Regions from separate parts of the Homo sapiens genome. Here region 1 is linked to region 2. Evidence: chromatin loops called from intact Hi-C (ENCODE). Cell type or tissue: dorsolateral prefrontal cortex. All regions are shown on one strand. Each heading gives the region's core, and the rest is flanking DNA. Links, peaks and the distances in the headings are about the cores only. Region 1 overlaps LRRC4B (leucine rich repeat containing 4B). Region 2 overlaps C19orf81 (chromosome 19 open reading frame 81).

Evidence for each region. Hi-C counts contacts between places; a loop is a spot of excess contacts. Peaks named below come from ENCODE experiments on the same cell type or tissue, not always from the same donor. Only the 100,000 strongest peaks of a DNase experiment are listed, where the experiment ranks them.
Region 1: a loop joins it to region 2, with 2.5 times the contacts of the local background. A loop is called at or near these places in 2 of 110 quality-filtered maps.

The regions. Positions count from the first base shown.
Region 1 is chr19:50,553,220-50,562,153 of GRCh38, forward strand. All of the region lies in intron 1 of LRRC4B (leucine rich repeat containing 4B), which reads right to left. Among named protein-coding and RNA genes, the nearest start is that of LRRC4B, 11 kb to the right of the region's middle. RefSeq lists silencers at 3,043-3,152, 3,253-3,312. In dorsolateral prefrontal cortex, for the core only: CTCF peaks have their summits at 3,520 (motif pointing left) and 3,732; DNase peaks (open chromatin) are centred at 2,420, 2,895 and 3,532; H3K4me3 peaks cover 1,896 bases; H3K27ac peaks cover 1,720 bases.
Region 2 is chr19:50,654,549-50,663,482 of GRCh38, forward strand. C19orf81 (chromosome 19 open reading frame 81) reads left to right here. Exons shown (of 5, transcript NM_001195076.2): 2 at 1,502-1,574; 3 at 1,678-1,798; 4 at 3,441-3,580; 5 at 4,399-4,758. The coding sequence ends at 4,594. SHANK1 (SH3 and multiple ankyrin repeat domains 1) reads right to left here. Exons shown (of 24, transcript NM_016148.5): 24 at 4,707-8,134. The coding sequence ends at 7,417. It also overlaps a transcript of SYT3 not described here. Among named protein-coding and RNA genes, the nearest start is that of C19orf81, 9.6 kb to the left of the region's middle. RefSeq lists enhancers at 3,323-3,392, 7,218-7,876, 7,877-8,534 and a silencer at 3,613-3,702. In dorsolateral prefrontal cortex, for the core only: a CTCF peak has its summit at 4,635; DNase peaks (open chromatin) are centred at 3,753, 4,613 and 4,926; H3K4me3 peaks cover 1,910 bases; H3K27ac peaks cover 1,589 bases.

The DNA of each region.
Region 1 (8,934 bases), core at 2,209-4,708, 100 kb before region 2:
TCTGCCTTCACCCCCACTCCCCGTGCGTTCCCCACGGGCAGCGAGGGGTATCCTGTCAACACCCCATGGACCCTGCCCCGCCTCTGCTCCACAGCCTTCCACAGCTCCCGTCCCACTCAGAGCAGAGATGAGGACTTCAGTTTTCAGGTCTCCACTCTCCACCCCAGCTCCTCCTCTGACCTCATCGCTTCCCTCCTCCCCCTGCTCACTCGCTGTTTCCAGAACAGGCCGTGCACACCCCGGCCCCAGGGCCTTTGCACCTGCTCTTCCCTTTTCCTGGAATGCTCTTTGCCGGTTGTCCACAGGGCTCTTGCCCTGCTCTCTATCAGGTCCGTGCTCCAATGCTACCTTCTCAGTGAGGCCGTCCTGACCGCCCCGCATCAAACAGCACCCCTATCCCTCTCCAGAACCTTCTCTGTTTCCTTTTTCTCCATGACATTTATCAGCATCTGAGCTTTTATATGGGTCCGTGCGCTTGAAGGCAAGTTTCCCGAGGGCAGTCAGTTTGTGACTATTTGGTTCCCAGGACCCACAACAGTGCTGGGCACATGGCAGTTGCTCACCAAACACTGGGTGCAGGGACGGATGGGTACGTTATCATCACTGTGAGTCTATTTCCCCCCACGCTCACACACAGATACCCCCACTCTCCGTTCTGCACACCGAGCCAGGCCGCACTGCAATAGCTGCACAATGCAGGCTCCCAGCCCTGGACACCCTCGGTCCCCAGGTCCCCTTCCATCCCAGGAGGCCTGCTGGCAGAGGCAGCACCTTTTTTTTTTTTTTTTTTTTGAGACAGAGTCTCACTCTGTTGCCCAGGCTGGAGTGCAGTGGCGCGATCTCAGCTCATGGCAACCTCTACCTCCTGGGTTCAAGCAATTCTCCTGCCCCAGCCTCCTGAGTAGCTGAGACTACAGGCGCTCACCACCACCCCGGCTAATTTTTGTATTTTAAGTTAGAATCGGGGGTTTCACCATGTGGGCCAGGCTGGTCTTGAACTCCTGACCTCCAGTGATCCACCTGCCTTGGCCTCCCAAAGTGCTGGGATGACAGGTGTGGGCCACCGTACCTGGCCGAGGAAGCACACATCTCACGTCAGCTGGACACCAATGTCCCGGGTCACCCTCCATGCCCTGGGTCACCCTCCGTGCCCCAGCACCACCCGGATGGCTAAGTCCCAGATACTACACCTCAGGTTCCAAACAGGAGGTCCCCAGCGCAGCTCCGTGCACCCAGAGGAAAGCTACCACTCTGCCCAAACCTCAGATACCACCTGCGTGAGCTACACTCCTGGATACAGCTGCATACTGAGAGGGCACCTGGCCCCAGTTGTCCCCAGATAGAGCCCTCTGACCTGGATAACAGGAATGCTGGCTAACCTCATCTCTTCCGCACACACATCTGACTTGCGTGAACTCACTGAATAATGACACCACCAAAGGTGGTAACGTCCAACACACATCTGGCACTGACTGGGCACCATTCTGGGAGCTTTACTTGCATTAGCCACCGCAGTTCACATCAACCCTCTGAGAGAAGACTGCTATTACACCCAGTTCCCAGCTAGCAAAGCTGAGACACACAGAGGTACTGTTAGTTGCCTAATGCGAAACACACGGCTAGGAAGTGGCCCCTCCTAGGTCAGCCTTGCCAGAGTCCAGGGGCCCCAAAGACCCCCAAGTGTGGCCTGACAGCAGCAACAATTCCCATGGAGGCTGCCTGTGTGTGGGGGGCAGGGTGCAGGCAAGGCCACAGGCATGCTGAACAGCCACCCTTCCTCAGCCCCTGCAGTCACCCGCACTGCACAGGATATCACACGCCCGACACCCCACCACGGCTTCACGCCCGGCTGGCAGAGGCTCCATGGACTGCCCTCTGCCCCCACGCACCCCTAGTAGTGATGGGAAATACTGATTACATGTGGGTGCCATGCTATCCACTCCTCAAGCTGCTGGCTTCTCCCCACGGCCCTGGGAGGAAGGGATGGTTCTTGTGCCCATTTTACAGATTCAGAGGTGAGCGGCACTTGCCAAAGGTTACACAGCCCTCCAGCAGCACAGCCGGCATTGGAACCCCAGTCCCAGAACTTAGCCAGGTCACCACGGTTGCCTCTCCCACCGCAGCTGCCCCGGGAGAGGACCCATCACAAGGGTACACCTGTTCTCCTCCCTCACCTGGTGCAAGGAACAAGCCAGAGGTGCAGACACAGAAGGACCCCAAAGAGGAGAAGTACGAGGGGCAGAGAGTGGCAGAGTCACAGGGAGACAGACACAGGCATACAAAGGGGCATGAAAGGGGCAGGAGGACAGGAGGCCCCGAGATGGAGCTGAGATCCAGGCGAAGGCAGAGGCTGGGAGGGCCCGGGCACTCGAGGCGTGAAGCTGAGTCCTCACCGGCTTCGCCATCCTCCCCAGCCCCAGCTCTGAGAGATCTCGGGCACTGTGCCTGGGAGGATTCAGGCAGATGGCAGATCGGAAACTCGGGGACCCAGGAGAGGCGGGGTGAGGAGAAATGGGAGGCAGGGAACGTTCCTGTCAGGCGCACTCATTTTTTGGGGTGGGGTGGGGGGCTAAATTCAGACGGCCAGAGGGAAGATAGGAAATTGACTACCATTGCAGCAAGAGGCCTGGAGGTTAGAGCTAGAGAAGAACTTCCCCACTGCGAGGGACTGGGGCAGAAGTGGAGCCTGGAGCCCAGAGGGTGGAGAGGGATTGAAGCCGGGGAGGGATGAGCCCTTCTGTCCCTGGAAGCCGGTCCTATGGGAGAGACCCGGGTTCTGGGGGAGGGGACAGGCAGCGCTGGCGTTCTGAGCCAATCCATGTCCTGAATGCTTTCAAAATAAAAGCAGCCCCACAGCGCCGAGAATTGTCAGGCTTCTATGTCTGGAGGTAGAAGAACCTTAGGGAAAGGGCAGTCCAGGCCCCCTAGGAGCTGCTGATGAGGAAGCAGGACTAGGGGCTTGGCTCAGCTCACGAATTTCCCGGGCCACTGGCCACTGGGCAGCAGGACCAACAGGCGGCCCGTGCAGTGGGGGTGCAGTCGGGGTGGGGGTGAGGTGCAGTGGGTGGGGGTGAGGTGGTGACTTGCTTGGAGGGGGGCTGTCCTTTCCCGTGCAGCCACGCCGCTCTCCCCCAGGCTCCTCCCACCCACCAGGCGCCTCCCACCCAGGCTCTTCCCATCCACACCAGACCCGTTCCCCTGAGGGGACTTTGCCCCTGCTGTGCCCTCGGCCAGCCGGGGGTGCTCTTCCTGGGGTCAGGGGGGGCTCTGCGTTCCCACGACACCTCCAGGAGGTCTTCTTTGAGCTCCCCCTACCGTCCGTATCCCTTGCACTTCCTTTTCTTCACAGCTCGTGTCACGGCCACCCAGCACCTGATGCTCGGTGATTTGTTCCTGCGTTCATTGCCTGCCTTCCTGCTAAGAGGGGAGCCCCTGAGGGCTTTGCCGCGGCGTCCACGGCTGCATCCTCAAGGCCGGCCAACGGCGCTGGCCCCTCCGAGCCTCAGTATTTGCTGCAGGAACGAGCGAGCCAGCGCCCCCTACCGGCAGTTCCTCTGCTGGCACCCGAGGCAAGGAGCCCTGGGTCTCTAGGGAGGCAAGTGTGGGGGTGGGGGAGCCGTCCGAGGGCTAAGTGAGAGGGCGGGCACAGGGTGGGCCCCGGAACGTCCAGGAGGGAAGCCGGGAGGAGGGAATGTCGAGCTGTTACAGAGGCCGTGGCAATGGGCCGGGGGCGGGGGGGCCCTCCTTCCTCTCACAACGGGCTGTGACAACAGAGGGGCAGGCTCAGCTCTGGTGGGTGAAGGACCCCTCTGAGTGGACTGGAGCGGCGCGGCTGGAGGCCAGGGAGGAGCTGCGCCAGGGGTCCGGGGGTAGAGGATGAGGCCGCGGCTGGAGCCACGGGGATGGAGAGAAGGGAAAGAGTGAACAGATAAAGCAAATTTGTAAAAGTGGCAGAACCTGGAGGCGGTGTAGGAGGTGAGGGAGAGGGAGGAGCCAGGCTCTTCTTATAGATCTGGGGTCAAATTCCAAAAGCCAGAAGAGGATGTGGGGCGGGAAGCAGTTACGGGGAGAAGAGAATGCAAAAGTCCCTGCCACAGGCCCCCCAGCCCCAATCTCCACTCACAGGCGGTGCCTCGCTCTGGTCACACCCACAGGGCAGCAGGGGAGCTGGGGACACACCGCCCACCCGGCTCCCGTCCAGTCCCTGGCTGTGCCACTTTGGGCCAGCTGCAGCCTCTCTGATGATGCTGCATGGGGCTGTGGCAAGGGGGCCCAAGTAGGGCCTGGCACACAGCAAGTGACCAGCAAGTGACATATAGGACTCGGAGCCTGGCTGGAAGCCAGGAAAAGCAGAAACCTGGGCTCCGACCCCCCGGTGCTGCCAATTTTCCGCTAGGAACAGTACCCTGTGGCCACTCAGTTTCCTCATCAGAGAAATGGGAATTAACAGCAGGTTTCAGAAGAGGGCTGGGAGGGCTGGGTGGGGGGTGGTGGGGACCCAGGAAGGGCTGAGGTGAGCTATTTACCAGCCAGCGGAGGACTACACTTGACCCTTGAAGGACAGGGGTTTGAATCGTGTGGTCCACTTATATGTGGACTTTCTCCTGCCTCTGCCACTCCTGAGACAGCAAGACAACCGCCCCCTCCTCCTGCTCACAGCCTACTCAACGTGAAGACAATCAGGGGAGCCCGTTACGATGATACACTCCACTTAGTGGCTAGTAAATGTATTTTCTCTTCCTTAGCATTTTCTCAATAACATTTTCTTTTCTCTAGCTTACTTTATTGTCAGAATTCAGGATAGAATACATTTAACATGAATGTGTTAACTGACTGTTTATGTTATTGGTAGGGTGTCCAATCAACAGAACACTATTAGGAGTTAAGTTTTAGGGGAGTCAAAAGTTACAGGCAGATTTTCAACTGCACAGGGGGCTGGCACCCCTAGCCCCCAAGTTGGTCAGGGGTCAACTGTATACATACACACACACACACACACACACACACATACACACACACATACATACATACACACACACACATCACACAAATTTCTGCTGGAGTGCAGTGGCGTGATCTCAGCTCACTGCAGCCTCCACCTCCCAGGCCCAGGTGATCCTCCCACCTCAGCCTCCTGAGTAGCCGACTACAGGCGTGGACCACTACACCCGGCTAATTTTTTTGTATTTTTGTAGAGATAAGCTTTTGCCATGTTGCCCAGGCTGGTCTCAAACTCTCGGCCTCAAACAATCCTCCTGCCTCAGCCTCCCAAAGTGCTGGATTATAAGCGTGAGCCACGGCACCCGGCTGTATTTCAATATATCAATGCATCACTGTCAAACAGACTCTCTGCAATGATGCAAATGTTCTCTCCGTGCTGTCCAGCACTGGTGGCCACCAGCCACACGAGGCTACGGAGCACGTGACGTATGTCGAGAAGGAGCAGGGACTGAATTCTTCATTCGACTTGATGTGACTGTTGCTGCTCATGCATGGCAGTGGCTGTGGCAGCTACTGTGTTGGACAGCATGGATCTAACCACTGATCCTGCTTGGAACTGCTTCTGCCTGAGTCCCTGAAGTGCCGCTCCGTCTGCTCCTTGGCCCTGCCCAGCTACCTCACAGGGCTCTTATGGGACTCATGGAGAAGCCAGGGAGATCACAGCTGGAGAAATGGAATGTTATGGAGAGTCTGAGGCCTGAGCACCTGACCAGCGCTGCCTTGGTTGCCTGTGCCAGGCCTGCGCTGCGGGAGCTGCCTGCAAGAGCTCATTCAGTCCCCGCAAGGGGCCCATGGCGAGAGCTGCTGCTGCCCATTTTACAGAAGGGCACACTGAGGCACTGCCATACCCATGGATAGCCAGATTTGGGTAGGCTTTGAGATAAAAACTGAACTTCCAAAAAAAAAGAAAAAGAAAAAGAAAAAGAAAAGAGGGCCGGGGGTGGTGGCTCACGCCTGTAATCCCAGCACTTTGGGAGGCCAAGGTGGGCGGATTACCTGAGGTCAGGAGTTTGAGACCAGCCTGACCAACATGCTGAAATTCCACCTCTACTAAAAATACAAAATTAGCCGTGCCTGGTGGCGGGCGTCCATAATCCCAGCTACTGGGGAGGCTGAGAAAGGGGAATTACTTGAACCGAGGAGGCAGAGGTTGCAGTGAGCTGAGATGGCGCCACTGCACTCCAACCTGGGCAACAGAGCGAGACTCTGTCTGAAAAAAAGGAAAGAAAAAAAACTGAACTTCCAGGTCCCTGGACTGTGATTCTGTGCTGGGATGGGGCGGCTTAACACCCCTGAACTGAATTCACCCCAGAAGAGAACTGGGCCCTGGCCTGGCATTGGTGGTTTTTACAACAGTATTTGTTGCCAAGGCTCAGGCAGTGGGGCGTGAGAGCGAGTTTGCAGGTTGGGAGGGGCGTGGCCCCCGCCAGCTCCACTCATAGGGGTCCTGCCTAGGAAGGACGCTGATCCGATCTGTTTTCTCTCACAGGGTTGTGCATAGTTATTTTGTTTACAACAAAAGGGTGCTGCTAAAAGTCATAAAAAGCTGAAAACTATGTGAACTGGAGCAATGCTTCTCAGACATGAATGTGTGTCCAGCTGTCTGGGAATCTTGTTAAGAGGCAGATTCTGGCCGGGCGCAGTGGCTCACGCCTGTAATCCCAGCACTCTGGGAGGCTGAGGCGGGCAGATCACTTGAGGTCAGGAGTTTTGACACCAGCCTGACCAACATGGTGAAACCCTGTCTCTAATAAAAATACAAAAATTAGCTGGGCGTGGAGGCACCTGCCTGTAGTTCCAGCTACTCGGGAGGCTGAGGCAGGAGAATCACTTGAACCTGGGAGGCGGAGGTTGCAGTGAGCCGAGATCGCACCACTGTACTCCAGCCTCGGTGACAGAGTGAGATTCTGTCTCAAAATAACAATAACAATAACAAAAAACTGCAGATTCTGCATCGCCATATCTAGGGTGAGGCTGTCATTCTGTTTCCCAGGGGATGCAGGTCTCACAGCAAGGGGCTGAAGGGTCTCTAAGTGCCCATCTCACTCCTATATTCCATTTCGGGATGAAGAATGAAGCCCCCTCCTCTCCTCTCCGGAGCTCTGTATAGGGGTGTAGCTCAAGGTGGGCCTTGGAATCAACTAGACCTGGGTTTGAACCTCAGCTGCCACAGTTACTAGCCATGTTGGCTTGCAAAGGGAGCTTCACCCCTCAGGACCTCGGTCTGCTCACCTGTAGGTGGGGAAGGTCTGATATCTGTGATGAGTTTAGGGAAATGCCTGGGGCATAAAAGGAAAATGCTCAGTGAACTTATTCCAGGATCCAGAAGATCCTCCTTCTCCTCGTCTACCTCATCACACCGTCCTGTGAAGAGGAAGGATGGAGAGGTGGAAAGAGTGTTGGTGTTGAGGAAAACTGGGTTGAAACTCTGGCTGGCCACTTTCTCCCTGTGTCCCCCGCCCCAGGCTCCGCCTTGCAGTCTGTGAAGATAATGACACCTATTAATAGCTTGTTGGGGTTCCTGGAGACCATGTACAGTGCTTGACACTTAAGTGACAGCTACATTAAAAGTTATCATTTATTCTCGGCCGGGTGCAGTGGCTCACGCCTGTAATCCCAGCACTTTGGGAGGCCGAGACGGGCGGATCGCTTGAGGTCAGGAGTTCAAGACCAGGCCGGCCAACACAGTGAAACCCCCGTCTCTACTAAAAATACAAAAAATTAGCCAGGCGCTGTGGTGCGTGCCTGTAATCCCAGCTACTCAAGAGGTTGAGACAGGAGAATCGCTTGAACCTGGGAGGTGGAGGTTGCAGTGAGCGAAGATAGCACCACTGCACTCCAGCCTGGGTGACAGAGTGAGACTCCGTCTTAAAAAAACAAAAAACGGTATTTATTCTTACGGGTCAGAAGAACAAACAGTTTTCCCATTCCATGACTCAGCCCCCTCCCCACCCAACCCCGCCACTTCTCTGCCATTGTAAATCCAGCATTTCTGGCTGGATCAAAACCACTCATCTGTCAAGGAGTGGGGGGCCCATGGGATCACATTTGGGGTCTTTGCCCTTCCCGCAACAAGATCCTACAACCCCCACGTCGGTGAGGGCTGATTCTCTACTGTGAGAATCAGCATGGGGAGTCCTTTCCCTTCTGGTGCTTGAGAGGCATAAACAAGATTGAGAACCTGACAGCCCCTAAGTTATAGCAGCTTCAATGCCTTCAAAAGTCTAGACTTGTTGGCCGTGGTGGCTCATGCCTGTAATCCCAGCACTTTGGGAGGCCAAGGCAAGAGGATCGCATGAGCTCAGGAATTCCAGACCAGCCTGGGCAACATAGTGAGAACCCCCTCTCTACAAAAAATACAAAAATTAGCTGGGTGTGGTGGTGCACGCCTGTAATCCCTGCTACTTGGGAGGCTGAGGCGGGAGGATCGCTTGAGCCCAGGAGGTCAAGGCTGCAGTGAGCTGTGGTTGTGCCCCTGCACTTCAGCATGGGTAACGGAGCAAGACCCTGTTCTCCCCCAACTCCAAAAGTCTAACCTTCTATGAGTGTATTGTTATTAACAACCTAATTATTGTGATTATTAACAATTTTATGGCCGAGTGCAGTGGCTCACACCTGTAATCCCAGCACTTTGGGAGGCTGAGGCAGGTGGGTCACTTGAGGTCAGGAATTTGAGACCAGCCTAGCCAACACAGTGAAACGGTGTCTCTACCATAAAATACAAATAAATAAATAAATAAATAAATAAGCCAGGTGTAGTAGTGATGCGTGCCTGTAGTCTCAGCTACTCAGGAGCCTGAGGCAGGAGAATTGCTTGAACCCAGGAGGCAGAGGTTGCAGTGAGCCGAGATCGCGCCACTGCACTCTAGCCTGGGTGACAGAGTGAGACCCTGTCTCAAAAAAAAAAAAAAAAAATTGAATTTCCACTTTTAG
Region 2 (8,934 bases), core at 3,222-5,721:
AGCCTCCCAAAGTGCTGGGATTACAGGAGTGAGCCACTGCACCAGGCTCCGTCCCTCCCTCCCTCCCTTCCTTCCTTCCTTCCTTCTCTCTTTCTGTCTCTCTTTCTCCCTTTCTCTGTCACCCAGGCTGAAGTGCATTGGTACAATCATGGCTCACTGCAACCTCTAACTCCTGGCCTCAAGCAATCCTCCCACCCTAGCCTCCTCAGTAGCTGGGACTACAGGCACACAACATCATGCCCAGATAATTAAAAATTTTTTTTTGTAGAGATAGGGTGTTGCTATGTTACCTGCCTCAGCTGGTCAAGAACCAGAATTGTATTTCTCTCTTGTGTAATGAAAGGCAGGGTTGTGGGACATCTTGGCTTGGTGAGAAGATTTAGAGATAAGAGTTCCTCCCATACTGTTGCTTGCCATATCTGAACATGGTGGAGGCTGGGTTATTGCTAATCCACATTCCAGTCCAAGAGAAAGGGCAGAGTCCAAGAAAAGCAGTAATCTTTTAAGCAAATGACTCCAAAGTTACACCTCTCACTCCAGCTAACACTTCATTGGTGAGAGCATGGTCACATGGCCACACTTACCTGCAAGGGAGTCTGGGAACTGTTGTCTCTAGCTGGGAAGCCATGTGCTGGGTAAAACTCTAGGATTGTAGGGGAAGGGGAAAATGGAGTGCATGGAACAACTAGCACTTGGCCATAAGAGAGAGACCAGTTAGCTGATGGTGGGGTGGTCAAAAAGGGTCCATATTTGAGAACTGTTATCTGTGAAGTTCCAATCAGGAGACTGATTCTGAGAGTGTTGGAAAAACTGAAAACTGGGCTGGGCATAGTGGCTTATGCCTGTAATCCCAGCATTTTGGGAGGACGAGGCAGGAGGATCACAAGGTCATGAGATTGAGATCATCCTGGCTAACACAGTGAAACCCCGTCTCTACTAAAAATACAAAAATTAGCTGGGCGTGGTAGCGGGTGCCTGTAGTCTCAGCTACTCGGGAGGCTGAGGCAGGAGAATGGCGTGAACCCGGGAGGCAGAGCTTGCAGTGAGCCGAGATTGCGCCACTGCACTCCAGCCTGGGCGACAGAACAAGACTCTGTCTCAAAAAAAAAAAACAAAAAACCTGAAAACTGGATTCAAGTGTTGTTACTGAAGTGATGCTGCCACAGTGAAGAAGTAAGCCTGGGGTGACTAGAAGAGGAAGCAAAAAGGAGCAAGTTCCTCCTGCTTCCTCCTGCCTTGCAGGCTCCCACTGGCGCCCCTGTTAGGCAGAGCCTAATAGGAACCCAGCTGTTGAAGGAGAAATGTGGTTAGTAGAGTCTCAACCCAGGCATCACAGAGCCGGTGTCATGGGGTGGAGTTTGGAGCTAAGAGACAGTAACTCAACATCTGGCATACAAGCTATTCTGGGTGTGGCATGGGCAAGCAATTGGTGATGGCCATTTAAGCAGAATCATGGCTGAGGAGGGCTCAGGGCAGCTGACACTGGGTTCTCTGTCCTCAGGAGCCCTCCTTATGGACCTGGAGACCCCAGAGGAGATGCAGGCTCGGAGCCTGGGCAGGCCCATCAAATCCTCGTGAGTTGTCCCTGGCCCCCATGACCTCTATCTTCCGCCTCCCCAAATGTGATGGCAGTGAACCCTGACCTCAGAGGTCCCTGCCTGTTCGCTCTCTCCCTAGAAAGCAGTACCTGCGGCAGGTCATTGCAGAGTACGAGGCACTGGACCGAGAACTCCCGTGCATCCGGAAGTTCCCCACACCACCAGCTTCCCAGCCCCTCTGCCTCTGCATGGAGACCTTGGTGAGTGGACCTGTGCCCTTATTTTCTGCACAGTTTTGGTGGGGTGATGGGAAGGGCACAGGCTGAGAAGCAGTGTGGCCAGAGTTTAAATTCAGGCTTTTGGCTTATAAGCTGTGGGCTTGCCACCAGGACAGTTTGCTGAAAACTGATTGTGAATTTGTCAAAGGGTCAGTCATGAAATCTACTGCTCATGTCAGAGGGGAGACCAACGGGCAAAGAAAGGGGAGGCTGAGGGGGGCAGGGAGGGAGGACAAAAGGAGTCCTACTAATCCACTTCTGTAAAGTTTACAAATATAACAAAAACTCAAGAAAAAGCCCATGTGTGTCGGGTGCGGTGGCTCACGCCTGTAATCCCAGCACTTTGGGAGGCTGAGGTGGGTGGATCACTAGAGGTCAGGAGTTTGAGACTAGCCTGGCTAACATGGTGAAACCCCGTCTCTATTAAAAATACAAACATTAGGCAGGCGTGGTGGCAGGTGGCTGGAATCCCAGCTACTGGGGAGGCTGAGGCAGGAGAATCGCTTGAACCTGGGAGGTGGAGGTTGCAGTGAGCCGAGATCGTGCCACTGCACTCCAGCCTGGGTGACAAAGTGAGACTCTGTCAAAAAAAAAAGGAAGGAAGAAAGAAAGAAAGAAGGAAGGAAGGAAGGGAGGGAGGGAAAGGAAAGGAAAGGAAGGAAGGGAGGGAGGGAAAGAAAGAGGTCATGTTTTTGACAGATTCAGTAAACTGGTCCTCCCTGCCTTCAATCAGAAGAGGTATATATGAGAGTCCCAGGCACTCAACAATTGACTGAGAAGAGCTGATGTCAATAGGTGCTTACTGTGTGCCAGGCACAGGCCTCCAAGGTACCCTCTCAGCTAATCCGTGTAACTCTCCACCCTGCATACAGGGATTGCTGTCCTCGTTTTAGGGATCAGTCTCCACCCCATCACTCCACTTCTTTGTGGCTTTGAGCAAGGGACTCTCCAGCCTCCCCTCTCACCCCAGTCAAGGAATGACTTTCTGGAAGTGACATCATTTTTCAGTGAAATCGTGAAAATTTTCATTTCATTTTAGTTCCTCAGCAATTTTATGTGCTATGACAACTGTTATCACCCTTGACATGCTAATCACGTGATGCAACTGTGTTTAGTGATCAGTCCACGTTTCTGAATGTTAAATAGATTGACAAGACATCAAAACCCCTATGACCCTTATCTTTTGACTACTGAACATTCTTAAAATGCTAATACGAATATAAAAGGAAAGGTGTGTAACTTAAATCCTGGCAGAAATTTTCAAGAACTTTCAGGCGCATCCATTGCAAATTGCTGGGAAAGTTTTTGGTAGATTCGTAAAGTTGGCTAAGTTGGTGAATCATTCAGCCAACTGTTCATTGACTTTGGGGCAAATTGGCTTGGTGAGAATTGATTTTTTTGGAGAATGACCTAGAGTGATAGTAGATGCTTTCCCATCTGAGAGATAATCTGTCGTCTCCTTTGACCATAGCGACAGTACCCTGGGATTAAGAGCGATCCTTGCCCCTCAAATGCCACCTGGAACTCTGTGGCAGGTTCTGCAGGTGGGGTCTAGGGTGGTGACTTCTGAACCCAAAATGAACCAGGAGGCCACGGGCTGAGGTTCTCTCTCCGACACCCGCAGCCCGAGGAGGATTTTACCCACCTGGAGGTGCTGCAAGCCCTGGAGGCCCAGTTACCAGGGGCCATGGAGAGCGGGCGCGTGAGCAGCATCCGCTTTGAGAACATGAACGTCATCTGTGGGACTGCTGGGCGCCGGAACCGGTGAGTAAGCGGCGGGGGCGGGGCCTGGAGCGAGCGGGAGGGGCGGGGCCCGGGGCGACCGGGTAAGAGCGTGGTTGGTTTTAGAGCGCTGAGGGACGTGGCCAAGAGTGAAAGCATGAATGGGCGGGGCCCGGGGCGACTAGATAAGAGCGTGGTTGGTGTAAGGGTGCTGAGGGGCGGGCCCCGGAGCCACTAGATAAGAGCGTGGTTGGTGTAAGGGTGTTGTGAGGCGGGGCGACAGTGGAGTGACAGCTTGGGGGGGCGGGGCCAGGAGGGACTAGATAAGAGCGAGATTGGTGCAGAGCCACTGAGGGGCGGGGCCAAGAGTGAGCGCGGTTGGAGGTAAGGTCCGGTGAGATCAGAGAGAAGGAGGGATCTCGAGTGAGTAGGGGCCCGAGTTTGAGTGACCCAGTAGTGACCGGGATAGAGGTCTGAGCCTGGAAAGGCAGCTGTGAGGGGGTGGAAGAGACTGAGCACATAGTAGGTGTGGGGCCAGGGGTGATAGGGTGGGGACAGGCCTGGAGTGCCTAGGGTAGAGCGCAGCCTGCAGTCGCCAGTGGAGGGTCGGGCCTTTGGGCGGTTTGAGATGGAGCCTCGACAGACAGTGATTAGGACGCAGAACCAGGCTAAGAGAGCGTAAGGAGCCTAGAGCGACCCAGGCGAGAGGGCAGGGCTGGAGGGGAGTTTAGGGACGGAGCGATGGTCCGCTGGACCAGGGCCTGTAAACGACTCCAGGGACCAGGCAGGGACTCTTCGACGATCAAAGCCAGGGCTGAAACGACCTGCGAGTTCCTTTTCCGTCCCCACCCCCCTTACAGGTGGCTCATCGCGGTCACGGACTTCCAGACGCGCTCGCGCTTGCTGCGCTCCGGGCTCAGTCCCCGCGGGCTTGCGCACCAGATCGTGCGCCACGACGACCTCCTGCTGGGCGACTACCGCCTGCACCTGCGCCGCTCCCTGGTCCGGCGGCGCATGCTCGAGGCCCTGGGGGCGGAGCCGAACGAGGAGGCCTGACGCCCGGGCGGGCCCCGGCAGCGCTTGCGCACCGCCCCGCGGGCTGGGGCCACCCACCCGGAGCCCCGGAGGACAGGGGGCGTTGCCTTCCCAGGAAGGAGGCGGGGCCGGCTCGAGGGGGTGGATACTGTGAGTTTAATTATAAAGAATGACCTGGTACAAAAGCCATTTCTCTCTGCAAAATCTTGGTGGGGAGTCAGGGGAAGGGAGGTGATGGGGGGTAGGAATGAACCCCCATGTTATAATCCCGCGTCCCTAATCTTCCTCCAGTCCCTGTACGTGGACGCCTGGGTCCCAATCCCTTGAGGGATGAACTGAAGCCCGCGAAAGGGAAGACCTGGGCACCGGGGCTTTCAGCGCGTGCCGAGCCCTGTCTCAGCGAGAATCAGACGTCCTCATCCGCCCCCCTCCTCTTCCCCTCCCACCCCCCCTTGGAAGACAATTCTCGGGCTTTTATTTCAGGTTTTTTTTCTGGATTTTTTTGTGTGTTCTAGGGGTTTTGTGTTTTTTTTTTCTGTTTTTTATATTTTCTTCTTTTGTTATTGTTCCTCTTTTTGCTTTTTCTCTCCTCTCCACCCCGCGCTGTCCCCGCATTCGGTCCCTCCCCACTCCCCACCCCGACCTCTCCTCCCCCCCCCACCCCCTACACCCTCCCCAACCCCGCGGCACCCATCCAGAATGAACGAGCCCTTGATAGACGGGCGCCGCGCAGGCCCCCTGCGGACTGGGGGCATCCGACAAGGGGGAGGGGGCGGGTAGGGGTCCAGCGCGGCCTCTGCCCCTCTCTCACCACCCCTCCCCCCTCCCACGACCCTCCCACGAGGTTCCCCGCAGATCCCTGACATGGTGAGGGGAGGGGGCTTGCAGCCCCCTCCCCTCATGGACGGAGCGCCCCCCCCTCTCGGGGGTAGGGGGCAGCAGAGGGGGAATGGGCTTGGGGAAGGAGGGGGAGCTCCCTTCTTTGGCAGCTGAACATGGGGGGGGGACCTGAGGGCAACGCCCTCCCCCCTTTACCCACAGCAGGGGAGGGGGCTTTTCAGGGGGAGGGGTGGCTTAACATTCCCAAGCCCCGGGAATAAGCGGAGAGAGGAAGCGTGCGGGAAGGAACAGCCATGCTGGAGGGAGAGGGAGCTTCTTGGAGTGGACAGGTTAGGAGAGGGCAATCTTCGTGCAAAAGGGATGGACAGATGGCCCAGGAAAGACAGAAGAGGGAGGATGTGAGGAAGGGTGAGGGCTGGAGGCAGGGAGAGGCTCGAGTGTGGAAGCATGGTGAGCAGGAAGCCAGTGTGCATAGGGTCTTCTCTCACCAGGAAGAGAAAGAGCTTAAGGAGGTAAGAGAATCCGAATGAGAATGGCCGCAAGAGCTGCTTGTCAACAGGAATAAAAAATAAGCGTGTCAGGAAAAGAAATGACAGTTACAGCCCAAGAGTGCATGGAATGAGATGAGTGTGCAAAAGGAAAGAAGTGGTAGAGCTCTCATCCAGGTAGAAAAGACAAGATGCGGTGTGCAGCCATGTCATGGTGCGCAAGAACATTATTAAAGGGGAGAAACAAGGCTTCCGGAGAGCACTGAAAATGCTGGGGGGGGGGGCGCGTGTGCAAAAGCAAGTGTGCAAGAGGGTTCACAAAAGAATCAAAAATGCAGAAGGGCAAAGATTTCAAACAGAAAGGGGCAAGGGAGTGGGAGCCTGGCAAAGAAGAAGAGAATGAGCATGTGTGAGAGAAACAGTTTCTGGGAGGCAAGTGTGCAAAAGGCGTGACCAAAAGTGACGGTGCAAAAGGGGCAAGAGGGAAGGCGGGGGGTGGGGGGCTAGGAGTGTCATGGTGAGAGGGGAGAGTTGGGGAGTGGAAGAATCTGGGGTTTTTAAGAATAAGAAGGGAAAGTGCTTCAACGTAAGAAAATGGAGGTAAGAGTGTGTCAGGAGGGGTGCATAAGATAGCAAGTGTGCAAGGGCTGAGCAAAGAGCAGGGCACTCCAGAGAATGAATGATGTGCATGGAGTCTGTGAGGGGGAGGGAAAATGTGTCCCAAGTGTGTCTGCAACAAGGGTCCAGAGCGAGCGGGGAGGAGGAGATGTGAAATGGAGTGTGTAAAGGAGGGCCCTGGTAGGGGAAAAGTGTGTAAGCAGCAAGAAGCAGAGAAGGAGGCATGGAGCGTGAGAAAGGAAATGCAGCGTGTGCGAGGAGAGCAGAGTGTATTTGAGCGGGCCTCGCCAGCCAGAAGCAAAGGCAGAATGTGCAAGACAGCGAGAGGGCAAATTTGTGCAAAATTGCAGCCCGGGGACGGGAGGGGAGAGAGGTGAGCAGGCGTGCAACGGAGCGTGCAAGAGGCTGAGGGGGGCAGCTGTGTGTGCTGGGGAGAGGGGAAGGGGGGAGAGCTGAGGGGCCTGGAGAGAGTGGGAAGGGTTGTTAGAGGGGTGGCAGGTGGTGGAATCCGAGGGCACCCCCTTCCCCTGCGGCCTGGGGGACAGTCCCCATCCAATCGGGCTCAGGGCTGACCCTCTATGGCTCTGTCTATCCCCTCCCCCCAGAATAGGCCCTTCCCTCCTTCTCAATTCCCCTCTGTAATTTCTCCTATCCCCCCTCCGCTCCCCGCTTCACACACACACACACACTCTTGTGTCAGCTGCCCCCCTTCAGTGAGGTGCAAATGTCCGGCCTGGATTGGGCCACCTGGTGACCTCTGGCCTTGGGAGATGAGGGCAGGGCGCAGTTTGAACAGAGTCCCTGGCCCGGGGAGAGAATGACAGTCAGGGGTCAGAGGTCAAGAGGCCAGCAGGCTCAAGAGTTCTGTGGACGGGGCTGGTCCGTCCAGGCCAGCCATCACCTCTCCAGGAAGAATTTGAGAGCCCGGTCGATGTTCATGCGGTGGCCCACCCTGGTCACACCTAGATCGACGTAGTCCTCCTTGGTCAAGGCGGGCAGGTGGGAGCCATCGATCTCGTGGTCCAGGAACTGGGCTCGGTGCTCCGCCAAACCCAGCCACTCCAGCCAATCAGCCACGTCGAACTTGGTCCAGAACCCCAGAGGTTTAGCGCCAAACGGCTTGTCCGGGGGCAGCGAGAGCAGGCGGGTCGGTGAGAGGGAGCGCGAGGCCCCTGACAAGGCTCCCCCGAGCCCCCCGGATATCCCCGGGTGTGGCGGCACAAAGACTGGGGCGAAGGGGTCAGCCGAGCCTCCTGCCCCTCCAGTTGGGGAGCCACGGATGTCAAAGAGGCCTGGGTAGAGGGGTCCGGAAGGCAGGATGGGCAGGGACGAGGGCCTGGGCGCAGGGCTGACCTTGTGCTCCGAGGCGGGCAGCAGCGAGGGGCTGGGGGCCCGGCGGAGCAGAGGGGGCCGCATCTCGAACTCCACGCCCTGGAGGTGGCGGGTGGACGTGGAGGAGGAGGAGGCTGAGGGTGAGGTGGCCCCTGGGGCCGCAGCGGCTGTAGGGGAGACCCCTGTTCCGGTGGGGAGTGGCGGCAGAGGTGGTTTGGGCCAGTTCTGAAACAGGCTGCTGACAGGCTTGGAGAGGAGTGAGGACTGGGAGTCGTCGGAGAGTCTGGAATGTGACAAGGGGGCAGTGGGGGAGGACAGGGATTTAGGGGGCAAGGGCAGGGGTGAGAAAGAGGCAGAGGTCAAGATATAGGGAGAGAGGAGGAGAGACATAAGGGTAGGGGGAGAGACGGAGGAGAGACGGGAAGAAATGGAGGGAGCAAGGGGTAAGACGGCCGGCCGTCGAGGAAAGAAATGAAGGGAGAGAAAGATGAGAGGACAGGGAGAGGGCGACAGTTAAGAGAGATGAAAGAAAAAGAGACATTAAGTGATAATAATAATAATCGTCACCGCTTACTGATGCTCACGTGTGCCAGGCATTGTTCTAAGTGCTTTACATGATTGCATCTCAGTTTAATCCCCACGACAGCCCTGATGCAGGTTACTATTATTATCAGCACAGAGAGGTTAAATAACTTGCCTAAGGACACACAGGAAGTGGCAGAGCCCGGTTATATGGCACCAAAGTCTGAGCTCTTCACCACTATTCTATACTGCCTTTCAGGTTATGGCCAGTCGTAGCAGAGTGAAAGATGGGGAGACAGTGAGAGAGAGACAAAAAGAGGGTGAGCATCCAGGGGAGAGAGATGGAAGGGACAGGGGACACAGAGAGAGAGAGATGAAGAGAGGGAGATGAAAGAGAGAAGAAACAAGGGGAGAAAAAGGTTCCCCTCATCCCTTTCGTTCCCTCCCCTCCAGCACTGTCCCACCTCAGGGCCTTTGAACTGGCTGCTCCCCCTGCCTGGCTCACTCTTGCCCTGGGCAGCTGCTCCCTCTCCACTTTCATTACTCTGCCCACCTTGCCTG